Linked DNA regions of Homo sapiens: region 2 is linked to region 1. Evidence: read pairs that join two places in POLR2A ChIA-PET (ENCODE). Cell type or tissue: K562. All regions are shown on one strand.

Region 1 (8,000 bases):
AGGAGCAAGTGGGATGTTTTTGGCATGGTTTGATATTTGCTAACTGGTAAAGGTCTTGCTCCAAATATTCCCTCACCAACCACTTCTGTGTCTGAAATCCCTGTCAGTCTTTGAGAGCAGGGTTTTGAAGATCCCTGCTCAGGTACAGATCTGGAAAGGGGGCCTTTCTGAGCCATTTCTTTAAGGGAAAAAGGGCTGCAAGGTGACTCCACTCTGGGGAAAATGAACCACCAAGTCAGGTTGGAAGGAATTGTGTCTGGGAGCTATTCATGATGTGTCCCTAGCCAGGGAGGCTCAGACCAAATTCTGTCTTTCCTAGTGAGTCTGCCTGGACTACTGATATTAATTCATACACACCGCTAGTTGGTTGCTCAACTTGCAAGACCCTGAGAGAATGGAATGCAATACAGACAACCGTTGGCTTCTTACCCATTGTTTCCCAAGCAGTGCACGAAGCCCTCTACATGTGATATTCTCTTTCTTTTTCCTTCCTTTTTTTTTTTTGAGACAGAGTCTCATTGTCACCCAGGTTGCAGTGCAGTGGCACAATCTTGGCTCACTGCAACCTCCGCTACCCAGGTTCAAGCGATTCTCCAGTCTCAGCCTCCCACGTAGCTGAGACTACAGGCGTGTGCCACCATGCCCAGCTAATTTTTGTATTTTTAGTAGAGATGGGATTTCGCCACGTTGACCAGGCTGGCCTCGAACTCTTGACCTCAGGTGATCCACCCACCTCGGCCTTTCAAAGTGCTGGGATGAGCCACCACGCACGACCCACGTGATATTCTCTTTCAATTTTCCCAACAACCATGTGAGGTAGAAATATCCCTACTTTATAGGAACAAAAATGGAGGCTCAGAGATAAGCCACTTGCCCAGTGTCATGCGGCTAAACATAGTTATGCTGATTAACAGCTAGTACCATTGAGTGCTGCGGGCCAAGGCACTACAAAGGATTCCTGTTTCAACTCACTTGATCCTCATTACATGCTTGTGGAACCCCCTTTTAACAGATGTGGAAACTGGAGTACAGGGAGGTTAAACAGGCTCTCCGAGGCATTCAGCTGGCAGACGTCAGATGTCAGCCTGCTCTTCGCCGCCCTGCTGCATGCAGTGTTGGAGCCATCTGTGTATGAGCCACAAAAATGTGCCGAGAGCCTGCTGTGTGCCAGGCGCATACAGTTACCCTGGAGATCCGACAGCCCTGGCCTACTGGAGGTTACATGCTGGCATCCTCGCACCAGAACTGGTCGTAGATGGCCCAGGGTAGCAAAAGGGTTGGGACATCCAGGGGACATTGGGCCCAGGCAGTGAGTGGCCTTGATTCCTGTCTCCCCTGCCTGGGAAGGGCAGTCAGGGGTGACCCTGACCTCGTCCTGTGTGGCTAACCTGAGGCAATGATTATCCTCTCTAGGGGACTGAGGCAAGCGGCCAGGTGTCTTGAGGGCCCGCTTATCTCAGGACTTGGACCTCTATGGGGTCTTGTCTCACACACCCACTGTGGGGCTTTCCCTATCTCTGCTTTACATGCACATTGCAGAATAAGAGATGCCGTTGAAGGACTCTATCCAAGAAGCCCTTCCCAATGAGATTTGAGGCCAGGATTAAGAGGCCTTAAATGGACATTTCTGTGAGGAAGAAATTGTGCGTGCTTAGATGTCTGTGTCTTTGGAGGGTTTGGAGGGTCAAGACACCATCAAATTTGTGTTTCACAAGCTTGAACTTGAACAAATTTGTGTTTCACAACAGGTTTGATGGGATCTGGACTCTCTCTGCTATGGGGTCAGCCCTCCTGGAGTCCACCCCAGCTTGAGCACTGGAAGCCTGCCCTGGATTGGACAGGAACCCTGCATTTCTCCCACTGGCACTCACCCTCCGCCGATCAAATTATATCCTCGGCTTCCTCAGCAGTACAATCTTCAGAGGACTGTGGAGAGGATTAAACTGTTATTACTGTACATGAGAAGTGCTTACATCAGTGCCTGCTCACAATTTACATGTGATTATTATCATTATAATCCCACCTGGCCTGGTCAACATAAAGAAACCTGGGGCCTGTTCTGACTCCCTACCCCACTTTATTTTTAAAATAGAGACAGGGTCTCCCTCCCTATGTTACCCAGGCTGGTCTTGAACTCCTGACCTCAAGCGATCCTCTGTTCTCGGCCTCCCAAAGTTCTGGGATAACAGGCGTGAGCCACTGTGCTCAGCCTGCTCCTTCCCTTTATCTGCCAGGCTTGAACCCTTCTCCCTGGTGGGACCCAGAAGGCCAGCCTGGCAGAGCTGTGTGAGGACCAGGTAAGCTCTCACACCCACCCTGCCTGGCATGTAGTAAGCCCTTCCTCGCCTCTTTAAAGAAGACCAAGGCAAATGGGTTTATGATTTCTCAGGAAGGTTTTGATTCTGTTGTTTTTCCTTCCCAGCTTCCCAATTGTCTACTGTACCTGCAAACTCCCTATCCTTCAGGTCCAGATCTAGTGTGTCTCCTGCAGCTTCTGTCTAAACTAAGGATTGCCCTTTTGGTCCCTATTCCAGCCCTTCCCCTCTGGGAAATGACGTATGCCTTCCAGAACTTCTAACTTTACCACACTCTGATGGTGAGCTGGGCACTGACTGTGTGGCTGGCATTGTTCTTAATTACCACGTTCCAGGTCTTCACACAGATGGGCTTATTTGATCCTCACTGTGTTCCTATGAGGATGGTGTAATTTTGATCTCTATTTCTTTAAAAAATAGAGATGGGGTCTAGCTATGTTGCCCAGGCTGGTCTCCAACTCCTGAGCTCAAGCAATTCTCCCCACCTCAGCCTCCCAAAGTGTTGAGATTACAGGCATGAGCCATCGTGCCTGGCCTATCATCCCCATTTAAAAGACAGAAAATCTGAGGCACAAGGAGGTTAAACAACTTGCCTGAGATCCCAGTTAGAAAGCGGTAAGTTTGAACCCAAGTAGTGTGACTCTAAGCCCCAGCTCCCAACCACACCATTTTGTTGCCATCGTAACTCTAATGTTTAGAATCTATTGGATACTCAAAGGTCTTGGCGTGTCCTAAATTTAAATAAATAAGTAAACAAATAAATAAATAAATAAGAATCCATAGGAATTGGGAAAAGGAGCATGGTCTTTGTTCTATGAATGTTGTTTGTTTTTTTTTTTTTTTTTCAGTCGAAAGATATTTTACTGCAAAATTGGAGATTTCAAATTCCCCCTGGTTATATTCTGCTGGTGTTTAACCTCCTTCTAAATAAGGCATTCTTTCTGAATCTCACTGAATTCTCTTGTACTAAAAAATAGAACTATTTTTTCTTGCTCCATCACCTGTGGAGATGGAAAAGTACTGATCAGCACGTTCTCTCGCATGCTTGAAAATACCTTCCCGGTATCTCACATCTCTCTGAGCCCATTCTTCTCCAAAGCCAGAGGACCTGGCTCCTTTCCACTAGGCGGGTTTCCTGTTCGTAGCCCTGACAAAAGTGTCCAGAGTTTTCCAGCCTCTCTCCTTCCACTGGGTATGCATTGGGCCATGAGGGTGGCGCTGAGGGTGCACACAGGGTCCAAAGCAAGCCATGTGGCTTGGGGTCCTCCATCTCTGCTCAGAATTTTATTTTAGCTTACTTTGTTATTTTTTATACTCCAGAACATTTAAAAAAGAAATGAAGGTGTAAAGAAGTGGGGTGGGGGGGGGGGCAGGTGGAAAACGTTAGCCTTAATCTCTCCTCCCCTGACATTTTAATACAGGTTGGAGTTGACTTTGAACCTGAGGGCCTAAGTGCCCGGCACTGCGAGGGTATGGCAGGGACCCCATTCTTGATCCTGGCCTTGAGGTTCTCACAATCTGAGCTTGTGAGTATCAAGAACAGCTCTGGGCTGGGCACATTGGCTCACACCTGTAATTCCAGCACTTTGGGAGGCTGAGGTGGGTGGATCACCTGAGGTTAGGAGTTCGAGACTAGCCTGGCCAACATGGCGAAACCCCATCTCTTTTAAAAAATACAAAATCTAGCCGGGTGTGGTGGCAGGCACCTGTAGTCCCAGCTACTTGGGAGGCTGAGGCAGAAGAATCACTTGAACCCGGGAGGCGGAGATTGCAGTGAGCTGAGATCGCGCCACTGCAGTTCGGCCTAGGCAGCAAAGCAAGACTCCATCTCAGGGAAAAAAAAAAAAAAGGAAAGGAAACCAGGCATGGTTGCTCACCTATGTAATCCCAACACTTTGGGAGGCTGAGGCAGGAGGATCAATTGAGGCTAGGAGTTCGAGACCAGCCTGGGCAACATAGTGAGACCCCATCTCTACAAAAGATTAAAAAAAATTAGCTGGGTTTGGTGGCACATGCCTCTAGTCACAGCTACTTGGGAGGCTGAGGTGAGAAAATCACTTGAGTCTGGGAGGTCAAGGCTGCAGTGAGCTGAGATTGCGCCACTGCACTCCAGACTGGATGACAGAGTAAGACCCTGTCTCTAAATAAATAAATAAATAAATAAATAAATGAATGAAGGAAAGGAAGGGGGCTATGGCATGCTGCAGGGTGTGGGGGAGGTTGCAGGATTAGGTGGGACGCCAGGGTTGGCCTCCTTAAGAGGGTGAGAAGGTGAGATTCAGCTTCTCGAAGCTGAGGGGTTTAACCATGTGAGTATGTGGGAGTGGAGCATTTCAGTCAGAGGGAATAGCCAGAGCCTAAAAGAAACAAAATCCAACACAAAATCAGGAAGGGGCCACCTAAGAGATAAGGAGTCTGAGAAAGCGCCAAGGGAAGGGAAGAAGGAGGGTTTCATGCCTATGCTAATTGCATTGTGGCTGCTCTGAGGGTGGGGTCATTTACCCAACCTCGGGACCACCCTCTGCCCAAACCCTTAGGCTAACGGAAATCTGACCAATGTGGTGGTGGAAATAGCTCTGATCCAGGCTCTTTCATAACTAGGACACGGCCTTGAGTAAGCCACATGCTCCTTGGGTCTCAATGGCCTCGTCTGGAAAAGGAAACAGCTGAAAACTGGGTGCTTGCAGGCCCGAGTGTGCTTTGTAATAATAGCAATGTTATAAATAAGATGGCAATTGTAGCATCTTGCCAGGGTGAAGAAGTTAATTATTCTTATGATTGAGACTTTTAAAAATCAAAAGCAAAACCATCTGATTTCTGTGGTTTCTGAGGAAAAGAAAAGCAGGAAAGAAAGATGAAGTGAGGCCGGGCGGGGTGCTGACACCTGTAATCCCAGCACTTTGGGAAGCGGAGGAGGGCGGATCACTTGAGCTCAGGAGTTCAAGACCAGCCTTGGGCCTGGGAGGTTGAGGCTGCAGTGAGCTGTGATCATTCCACTGCATTCCAGCCTAGGCAACAGAGTGAGATCCTATCTCTGAAAAAAAAAAAAAAAAAAAAAGACACAAGTTTTCCTTTCGCCACCATTTAACCATCTTCACTTTGTGGGAACTGTGCTGGGGTGGTGGGTGGGGGGTTGGGGGGACCCTCTCAGCTGCTTGTGCTGGGGTGGTGGGTGGGGGATGGGGGGACCCTCTCAGCTGCTCCCTGGCAGTAGTTCCTTAGCTGAGGTTCAGAACATTCGCAAGCAACCAACCGTCTGTCTGTTGGGAAGGTTTGGAAAGTATTATGCAAATGGTGAAAAAAACGGTCTTTGACAACTTAGCAAAGAATAAAACCTGTCAGAGTGTCCTAGCCTTTAGGCTGTTGGGACCAGAAATACAAAGTCATGTTCTCATAATCTATTAAGTTGCTAAAAGGAGGGATTTGAGAGCATCATCTTGGCAGACACGGGGTTCTGCCCAAACTCTGAGACTTAGGGCCCCGTGATTCTAGGAAGGGCTTTCCCTGCTCACGACAGACAGGAGTGTTTGTTTTTTAAATGCCAGGGCAGAGGTGGGATGGGCTTGCTGGGGAAACTGGACTGATAAAGAAAGTCCTCAGCGTGGTACCTGGAATATCCTAGTGAAACCCCCCAGTGGTGCTTTATTTTTGGGTTACATGGGTTCTTCCAAATGATGTCTGAGTGTTTTTCATTGAGGACTCTCTATTTATGGGATACTTTTTGGTGCAGATACACTTTCAGGTCATGAATCTCTCTTCTTTCTAATCAAGGTTTTCTTTAATTTTGGCTGGGTATGGTGGCTCACACCTGTAATCCCGGCACTTTGGGAGGCTGAGGCAGGAGGATCGCTTGAGCACAGGAGTTCAAGACCAGCCTGGGCAACATGGCGAGACCTCGTCTTTGCAAAAAAAAGAAAAATTAGCTGGGTGTAGTGATGTGTGCCTGTAGTCCCGACTATTCAGGAGGCTGAGGTAGGAGGATTGCTTAAGGCCAGGACTGAGGCTGGAGACTGAGGATGGAGGATCACTTGAGCCCAGGAGTTCAAGGCTGCATGAGCTATGACTGGCGTCACTGCATTTCAGTCTGGGTGACAAAGCAAGATCCTATCTCAAAAAAAAAATTTCCTTAATTTCAAAAAAGTTACCATTTTCTAAGCCAGCACTAACAGAATATAATGCAAACCACAAACATAATTTCAAATTTTTAGTAACTATATTTTAAAAAGTAAAAGAAGACATGTGAAATTAATTTTAATAATATGTCTTAATCCAGTATATCCAAAATATTATTTTTTCAATGTATAATCAATATAAAAAATTATTAATGAGACTTTACATTCTTTTTTCCTTACTATGTCAAATCCAATGTATATTTCACAAATACAGTGCATCTCAATTTGGACCAGCTGCATGTCAAGTTTTTAACAGCCACATGGGGCTACCATGTAGGACAGTGCAGTTCTAAGGACCAAGAGGATGGCTCTTGGCAGTGAGCTTGAGTGGGCTAATCAGGCTGAGCACAGACCCCCTAATCACACTATGATGATGGGCCTCTGAGATGGGGGGTGTCTTCTAGTCACACAGAACAAGGAGGATCCCTGGCCAGGTGCCATGGCTCACACCTATAATCCCAGCACTTTGGGAGGCCGAGGGAGGCAAATCACTTGAGGTCAGGAGTTCAAGACCAGCCTGGGTAACATGGATAAACCCTGTCTCTACCAAAAATACAAAAAATCAGCTGGGCGTTGTGGCACTCGCCTGTGGTCTCAGTTACTCCGGAGAGATGGGAGGATTGCTTGAGCCCAGGAAGCAGAGGCTGCAGCGAGCCAAGATCATGCCACTGCACTATAACCTGGATGACAGATTGAGACTCCATCTCAAAAAAAAAAGAACAAGGAGGATCCCAATGCAAGCCCCATATTCCAAGAGTGTGGTTTTGAACTGAGGTATATTGAGCAAGCTCTTGCTTGCCCCCAACGGTCTTTTCCTCCCTCTCTACTAACCGCACCCCTTACTTCATCCTGGCTTGAGGATTAAATACTAAGATGATCACCAGTCCTTCAATGATTATCATCCTCTATTAAGATGCAAATGTTGGACAAGATTTCAGTTAAGAGGAATAAGTTCAAAAGATCTATTGTACAACATGATGGCTATAGTTAATTTTGTTTTTTTTCAGACAGTGGCTAGAGTACAATGGCACGATCACAGCTTACTGCAGTCTCAAACTCCTGGGCTCAATCAATCCTCTAGCCTCAGCCTCCCCAGTAGCTGAGACTACAGACATGCACCACCATGCCCAGCCTTGACTATACTTAATAACACTGTATTGTATTCTTTTTTGTTGTTGTTGTTGAGATGGAGTCTCACTCTGTCTCCCAGACTGGAGTGCAGTGACACAATCTCAGCTCACTGCAATCTCTGTCTCCGGGGTTCAAGTGATTCTCCCGCCTCAGCCCCCTGAGTAGCTGGGATTACAGGTATGCACCACCACACCCAGCTAATTTTTATATTTTTAGTAGAGACGGGGTTTCACCATGTTGGCCAGGCTTGTCTCGAACTCCTGACCTCAGGTGATCCACCCGCCTTGGCCTCCCAAAGTGCTGGGATTACAGGTGTGAGCCAATGCACCCAGACCAATGTATTGTATTCTTGAGAATCACTGAGAGTAGATTTTAAGTGTTC
Region 2 (8,000 bases), 53 kb before region 1:
ATTTCTTGAGTTTTTAATATAATCGGAAGAAAGAAAGAAGTTTTCAAAGGTGTTTAAGATTATGATACCCTTCTAAACCAGGCTGGAAAGTAAGAGACTTCTCTTCTAAAAAACTCTGAAGTTTGCTTTAATATTATTTAACAGCAGGAGGTGAGTGTCCTACTTAACCATAATTTATTTTTTTTTCCTTCAGGACAACATAGGAGAGCTTGATCTTGATAAACAGTCTGAACTTAGAGCTTTAAGGAAAAAAGAACTAGATGAGGAGGAAAGCATTCGGAAAAAAGCTGTGCAGTTTGGAACCGGTGAACTGTGTGATGCCATCTCTGCAGTAGAAGAGAAAGTGAGCTACTTGAGACCTTTAGATTTTGAAGAAGCCAGAGAACTTTTCTTATTGGGTCAGCACTATGTCTTTGAGGCAAAAGAGTTCTTTCAGATTGATGGTTATGTCACTGACCATATTGAAGTTGTCCAAGACCACAGTGCTCTGTTTAAGGTGCTTGCATTCTTTGAAACTGACATGGAGAGACGGTGCAAGATGCATAAACGCAGAATAGCCATGCTAGAGCCCCTAACTGTAGACCTGAATCCACAGTATTATCTGTTGGTCAACAGACAGATCCAGTTTGAAATTGCACATGCTTACTATGATATGATGGATTTGAAGGTTGCCATTGCTGACAGGCTAAGGGATCCTGATTCACACATTGTAAAAAAAATAAATAATCTTAATAAGTCAGCACTGAAGTACTACCAGCTCTTCTTAGACTCCCTGAGAGACCCAAATAAAGTATTCCCTGAGCATATAGGGGAAGATGTTCTTCGCCCTGCCATGTTAGCTAAGTTTCGAGTTGCCCGTCTCTATGGCAAAATCATTACTGCAGATCCCAAGAAAGAGCTGGAAAATTTGGCAACATCATTGGAACATTACAAATTTATTGTTGATTACTGTGAAAAGCATCCTGAGGCCGCCCAGGAAATAGAAGTTGAGCTAGAACTTAGTAAAGAGATGGTTAGTCTTCTCCCAACAAAAATGGAGAGATTCAGAACCAAGATGGCCCTGACTTAATCCTTGTTTTTAAAGAAAGGAAATGTGCAATATTGAAGTGATCTTTTTCCCTAGTCAGACAGGCCCAATTCCATTGTGATGTTTACCTTTATAGCCAGGTGAGTGCAGTTTGAACTTGAGATACAGTCAACTGAGTGTTTGCTAGGATCCTAAGGAACATAAAGTTAATTAAAAACTTACACCTAATTATGTAAATTGCCTTGTTAAAGACATGTGATTTGTATTTTAGATGCTTGTTTCCTATTAAAATACAGACATTTCTACCCTCAGTTTCTAAATGTAGACTATTTGTTGGCTAGTACTTGATAGATTCCTTGTAAGAAAAAATGCTGGGTAATGTACCTGGTAACAAGCCTGTTAATATATTAAGATTGAAAAAGTAACTTCTATAGTTACTCCTTCTAAAATATTTGACTTCCTAAATTCCCCCCACCCAAAATCTTTCCCTTTTGAAAATACTAAAAACTAAGTTATGTTATTATAAAGTGTAAAATGGTTTGTCTTAATTATAGGAGAAAAAGGCCTTGTTAGAAATAAAATAAACTGACTTATTTCACTAATGAAAACTTCTGTTTCCTTTTTGTTTTCTTGTGAGCACTGATACCTCAATACATTGATACCTCAATACCTTTGAGGTATTTTTTGATACCTCAAAGATACTAGCTTATTTGAAGCTAGAGAAGAATATTTCTTCAATAACATTGCACAGTTAGAAAACATTAAAATATCATTCATGGGCCAGGCACCGTGTCTCATGCCTGTAATCCCGGCACTTTGGGAGGCTGAGGCAGGCGGATCACAAGGTCAGGAGATCGAGACCATCCTGGCTAACACGGTGAAACCCCGTCTCTACTAAAAATACAAAAAATTAGCCGGGCGTGGCCGCGTGCGCCTGTAGTCCCAGCTACTTGGGAGGCTGAGGCAGGAGAATGGCGTGAACCCAGGAGGCAGAGCTTGCAGTGAGCCGAGATTGTGGCACTGCACTCCAGCCTGGGTGACAGAGCGAGACTCTGTCTCAAAAAAAAAATATCATTCATGGCTGAGTGTGGTGGCTTATGCCTGTAATCCCAGCACTTTGGGAGGCTGAGGTAGGAGGATCACTTGAGGCCAGGAGTTCGAGACCAGCCTGGGCAACATAGTGAGACCCCCATCTCTACAAAACATACAAAAATTAGCTGGGGCATGGTGCCACCTGTCTGTAATCCCAGCTACTTGGGAGGCTAAGGTGGGACGATTGCTTAAGCCCAGGAGGCCAAGGCTGTAGTGAACCATAATTGCCACTACAGCCTGGGTGACAGTGAGACCCTGTCTCAAAATAAAATAAAATATTCACTTAGTGAATATTTATTGAGCTACTACTGTGTCCCAGGAAACCTCACTGACTGATTTCTCATCAGAGGATCCTGGCATGTTTATAAACTTTTAAGCACTGTTGAGAAAGGATATATACGTCATAATTAAACCTCGTTAATATGTGTTAGTCATGTTAAGAAATGCAGGAATGGAGTTCCTATCCGGTGTATTGTCAAGATCAGTCGTAACATTTAATATAGAGAATAGCTCTGTGCTTTAGCCTGCCTGTTACTTTGCTTCTCAAAGCCTAGGTCTGGTCAACACTAAGATCCTGTAACATTTATGTAAAAACACACACACACACATGTGAAAATCACCTTGCTTTCCCTTTGAGATCAATTTTCCAGGAAGAAAAATCTTTGAGTATAACAGTCAGAAATGTGTAATTCACTCAATATTTAACTGATGTTTATTCAAGTCTTTACTAAGGTCAGGCCCTGCTCTCACTCTTCTAATCATAGAGGATATGGTGATAAACAGGATAAACAAGGACCTGTTCTCACAGAGTGAATAAACAACTAAGAAAGATAATTTCGGGCCATAAATGCTGTTAAGAAAGGAAAACTGAAATGGTAAGCTTTTTTTTTTTTTTTTTGAGACGGAGTCTCACTCTCTCGCCCAGACTGGAGTGCAGTGCCGTGATCTCAGCTCGCTGCAACTTCTGCCTCCCGGATTCAAGCGATTCTCCTGCCTCAGCCCCCTGAGTAGCTGGGATTACAGGCGCACAACACCACACCTGGCTGATTTTTTGTATCTTTAGTAGAGGCGGGGTTTCACCATGTTGGCCAGGCTGGTCTTGAACTTCTGACCTCAAGTGATCCACCTGCCTCGGCTTCCCAAAGTGCTGGGATTACAGGTGTGAGCCACCACACCCAGCCTGAAATGGTAAACTTTTAATGGAAGGGGTGCTGTCTTAGCTGTGGTGATCTGGAAAGGTCTTTGAGAAGGTGGGAGGTGACACCGAGCTGAGAATGAAATGGGGGAAGAAAGCAGCCAAGTCATCTTTAGGTAGGGTGTTCCCGGGAAGCCAGGCTGGAACAAGCTCAGGAAGGAGTTTGGCATGAGAAAGACCAGTGTGGCTGGAGCAGATAAGGGTGAGGAGTGGGGGCAGCAGTGGGGAGTCCAGATGGAGAGGGCTTTGTAGATCAGGGTAAGGAGTTTGGATTTTATTCGAGGTGCAGTGGGAAACTTCATGGAATTTTAAAAAGGGAAGCAGCATGATCTGATTGGAATTTCTTTTTTATTTTATTTTATTTTATTTTATTTTATTTTTTGAGACAGAGTTTCGCTCTGTGGCCCAGGCTGGAGAGCAGTGGCACGATCTCGGCTCACTGCAAGCGCCACCTCCTGGGTTCACGCCATTCTCCTGCCTCAGCCTCCCGAGTAGCTGGGACTACAGGTGCCTGCCGCCACACCAGGCTAATTTTTTCCATGTTAGCCAGGATGGTCTTGATCTCCTGACCTTGTGATCCGGCCGCCTTGGCCTCCCAAAGTGCTGGGATTACAGGCGTGAGCCACCGTGCCCAGCCAATCTGATTGGAATTTTTAAGAAACTACTCTGGCTCTTAGGGCAAGGAAGGGGGAAGGGACAGTCAAGAACCAGAGGAAGAAGAGAGACAAGTGAGATCCTGTTAAGATTAATCCAAGTGAGAGATGAAAGTGGTTTGGAATAGGATGAGGGAGTAGAGATAGAGAAAAGTGGATAAATTCTGGATGTGTTTTGAACACGCTAGAAGGTAAAGTGTAGAGCATGAGGGGAAAAGAAGAACCATGTTAAGTTGAGGAAGTATGGATGCAAAGCATGTTTTTATGGGGGATACGTGGATTTAGAATTAAGAATTTTGTTTAGGTCATGTTGAGTTTAGGATGTTAAGCTTGAGATGAAATGATTGCTATTTAATAATATCTGCCCATCAGACTTTAAAAGGAAAGCGAGGAGGATCAAGAGGAGGCAAAGAAGGGAGGGAAGTTTCTTGAGGATAGTGATATATGGCACTTCAGCTCTCTTGAGAACTGATTCTAAGACAAATCCCCCTGTTAAAAGCCTTCCTTCATGTAGCCATTTTCCTCTCAACCTTAATCAACTTCATAACTTCATTTATATATCCATTCATTTATTTAAGAAGTACTTAGCTCTTTTTTTCCCCACAAGTATATCCAATGTGTATCTTTATTTGTAATGGAAGATAAAAAATATTGGGGAGTAAAAAACAGGTCTGGGCCGGGCACGGTGGCTCATGCCCATAATCCCAGCACTTTGGGAGGCTGAGGTGGGTGGGTCACCTGAGGTCAGGAGTTTGAGACCAGCCTGACCAACATGGTGAAACCTCACCTCTACTAAAAATACAAAAAAAAATTGGCCAGGCCTGATGGCAAGCACCCGTAGTCCCAGCTACTCAGGAGGCTGAGGCAGGAGAATCGCTTGAACCAGGGAGGCGGAGGTTGCAGTGAGCCGAGATTGCATCAGTGCACTCCAGCCTGGTGACAGAGTGAGACCCTGTCTCAAAACAAAACAACAACAACAACAACAAAAAAACAGGTCTTATATTAAGGGGGATAAAGATAGCTATATCAATACAATGGAATATTATATAGATTTGTACATATTACAGCATACAAGTACAAGTAATTATAAAATGTAAAAGCATGGAAAATGCATGGCTAAATGTCAAGAGGATAGCAACATATTAATTTATAGATATACATTTAACATCTAATTTCAACAATTAAAAATGTATATTTAGCAGGGGGTGGTCATGTGCATCTGTAGCCCCAGCTACTCAGGAAGCTGAGGTGGGAGGATCACCTGAGCCTGGGAGGTTGAAGCTGCAGTGAGCCGGCCGGGCACGGTGTCTCACGCCTGTAATCCCAGCACTTTGGGAGGCCGAGGCGGGCAGAGGTCAGGAGATCAAGACCATCCTGGTCAACATGGTGAAACCCCGTCTCTACTAAAAATACAAAAATTAGCTGGGCGTGGTGGTGCACACTTGTAATCCCAGCTACTTGGGAGGCTGAAGCAGGAAAATCACTTGAACCTGGGAGGCGAAGGTTGCAGGGAGGCGAAGGTTGCAGTGAGCCGAGATCGCGCCACTGCACTCCAGCCTGAGCAACAGAGTGAGTCTCCATCTCAAAAAAAAAAAAAAAAAAAAAAGCTGCAGTGAGCCATGATTGCACCACTGTACGCTAGCCTGGGTGATAAAGTGAGACCATGTCTCTCAATAAATAAATAAATATTTAAAAATATAAAAATGTAAGGCCGGGCGTGGTGGCTCAAACCTATAATCCCAGCACTTTGGGAGACCGAGTCAGGCGGATCATCGAGGTCAGGAGTTCGAGACCAGTCTGGCCAACATGGTGAAACCTCGTCTCTACTAAAAGTACAAAAATTAGTCAGGCATGGCCGGGCGCGGTGGCTCACGCCTATAATCCCAGCACTTTGGGAGGCCGAGGCAGGTAGATCACCAGGGCAGGAGATCGAGACCATCCTGGCTAATACGGTGAAACCCCGTCTCTACTAAAAATACAAAAAATTAGCCGGGCGTGGTGGCCGGCGCCTGTAGTCCCAGCTACTCGGGAGGCTGAGGCAGGAGAATGGTGTGAACCCAGGAGGCGGAGTTTGCAGTGAGCCGAGATCGCGCCACTGCATTCCAGCCTGGGTGATAGAGCGAGACTCTGTCTCAAAAAAAAAAAAAAATTAGTCAGACATGGTGGTGCATGCCTGTTGTTCCAGCTACTTAGGAGGCTGAGGCAGGAGACTCGCTTGAACCTGGGAGATGGAGACTGCAGTGAGCCAAGATCGTGCCACTGCACTCCAGCCTGGGCGACAGCAAAACACTGTCTCAAAAATAAATAAATAAAATAAAATAAAAATAAATAAAAATGTATACTTAGTCAGAGGTGGTGTCATGTGCCTGTGGTCCCAGCTACTCAGGAGGCCGAGACAGGAGGATTGCTTGAGCCCAGGATTTGAGGTCAGCCTGGGCAACACAGTGAGATCCTATCTCTTTAAAAAAAAAAAAGATATACCTGTTAGTGGAAATGTAAAAAAAATGGAAATAGTCATATTGTAATGGAATTATAAACTTTGTTTTTAAGATGGAATTTTGCTCTGTCGCCCAGGCTGGAGGGCAGTGGCATGATCTGGGCTCACTGCAACCTCCGCCTCCTGGGTTCAAGTGATTCTTGTGCCTCAGCCTCCCAAGTAGCTGGGACTACAGGCATGTGCCACCGTGCCTGGCTAATTTTTGTATTTTTAGTAGAGACAAGGTTTCACCATATTGGCCAGGCTGATCTCGAACTCATGACCTCAGGCAATCTGCCTGCCTTGGCCTCCCAAAGTGCTGGGATTACAGGTGTGAGCCATTGCGCCCGGCCACAATTAAAAGCATTTTGTTATTATTTCCTTAATATTGTGATCTTTATCTTTCCAATGAACATTTGAAAATTCTCAGACAACACACTAGGTTTTCATTAGAGGTTTTTTTACCGAGCACTTTTTGTGTGCTAGGTACCTTGAGGACATGATCTCTAAGCCACTGTCTCTTAAACCTTAGCTTTTATTCTTCTTGACTGTGTTATTCAACTTGAATTCAAAAGATAACATTCAATCGGCTGGGCGCAGTGGCTTACGTCTAATCCTGGCACTTTGGGAGGCCGAGGCGGGTGGATTGCCTGAGCTCAGGAGTTTGAGACCAGCCTGGGCAACACAGTGAAACCCTGTCTCTACTAAAATACAAAAAATTAGCTGGGCATGGTGGCACGCGCCTGTAATCCCATCTACTCGGGAGGCTGAGGCAGAAGAATTGCTAGAACCCGGGAGGCAGAGGTTGCAGTGAGCCGAGATCGCGCCACTGCACTCCAGCCAGGGCGACGGAGTGAGACTCCATCTCTTAAAGAAAGAAACAAAAAAGATAAAATTCAGACCGCCAAGACTACATCTGCCCCACCTGCACAGAGCCTCGCCCTCGCCACTCCACAGCCGGTCCGCATGTGCCGCCAGCTCACCAGGGTGATATCACTGGGCTCCAGCAAGGGCAAGGCCAGCTTCGCAGGTGACGATGCCCCGTAGGCCGCCTTCCCCTCCATCTTGGGGCGCCCGCGACACCAGGGCATGATGGTGGGCATGGGCCAGAAGGACTCCAATGTGGGCGATGAGGCCCAGAGCAAGAGAGGCATCCTGACCCTGAAGTACCCCATCTAGCACGGCATGGTCATCTACTGGGATGACATGGAGAAGATCTGGCACCACACCTTCTACAATGAGCTGCATGTGGCTTTCGAGGAGTACCCTGTGCTGCTGACCAAAGGCCCCCTGAATCCCAAGGCCAACCATGAGAAGATGGCCCAGATTATGTTGGAGACCTTCAACACCCCACCCATGCACGTGGCCATCCAGGTCGTGCTGTACCTGTACTCCTCTGGCCATACCACTGGCATCGTGATGGACTCTGGCGACAGGTCACCCACATTGTGTGCATATATGAGGGGCACGCCCTCCCCCACACCATCCTGCGTCTGGATCTCGCTGGCCAGGACCTGACCGACCGCCTTATGAAGATCCTCACATTGTGCGGCTACA

What was found. Peaks named below come from ENCODE experiments on the same cell type or tissue, not always from the same donor. Only the 100,000 strongest peaks of a DNase experiment are listed, where the experiment ranks them.
Region 2: POLR2A ChIA-PET joins it to region 1 with 5 read pairs; 13 of 35 experiments call an interaction of 5 or more read pairs at or near these places.

Annotation. Positions count from the first base shown.
Region 1 is chr10:69,068,347-69,076,346 of GRCh38, forward strand. No RefSeq gene overlaps it. Among named protein-coding and RNA genes, the nearest start is that of SRGN, 16 kb to the right of the region's middle. RefSeq lists an enhancer at 675-1,226. In K562, no CTCF peak of the experiment used is centred here; a DNase peak (open chromatin) is centred at 1,465.
Region 2 is chr10:69,015,348-69,023,347 of GRCh38, forward strand. KIFBP (kinesin family binding protein) reads left to right here. Exons shown (of 7, transcript NM_015634.4): 7 at 194-1,635. The coding sequence ends at 1,069. It also overlaps the pseudogene ACTBP14. Among named protein-coding and RNA genes, the nearest start is that of KIFBP, 31 kb to the left of the region's middle. In K562, no CTCF peak of the experiment used is centred here; a DNase peak (open chromatin) is centred at 3,474.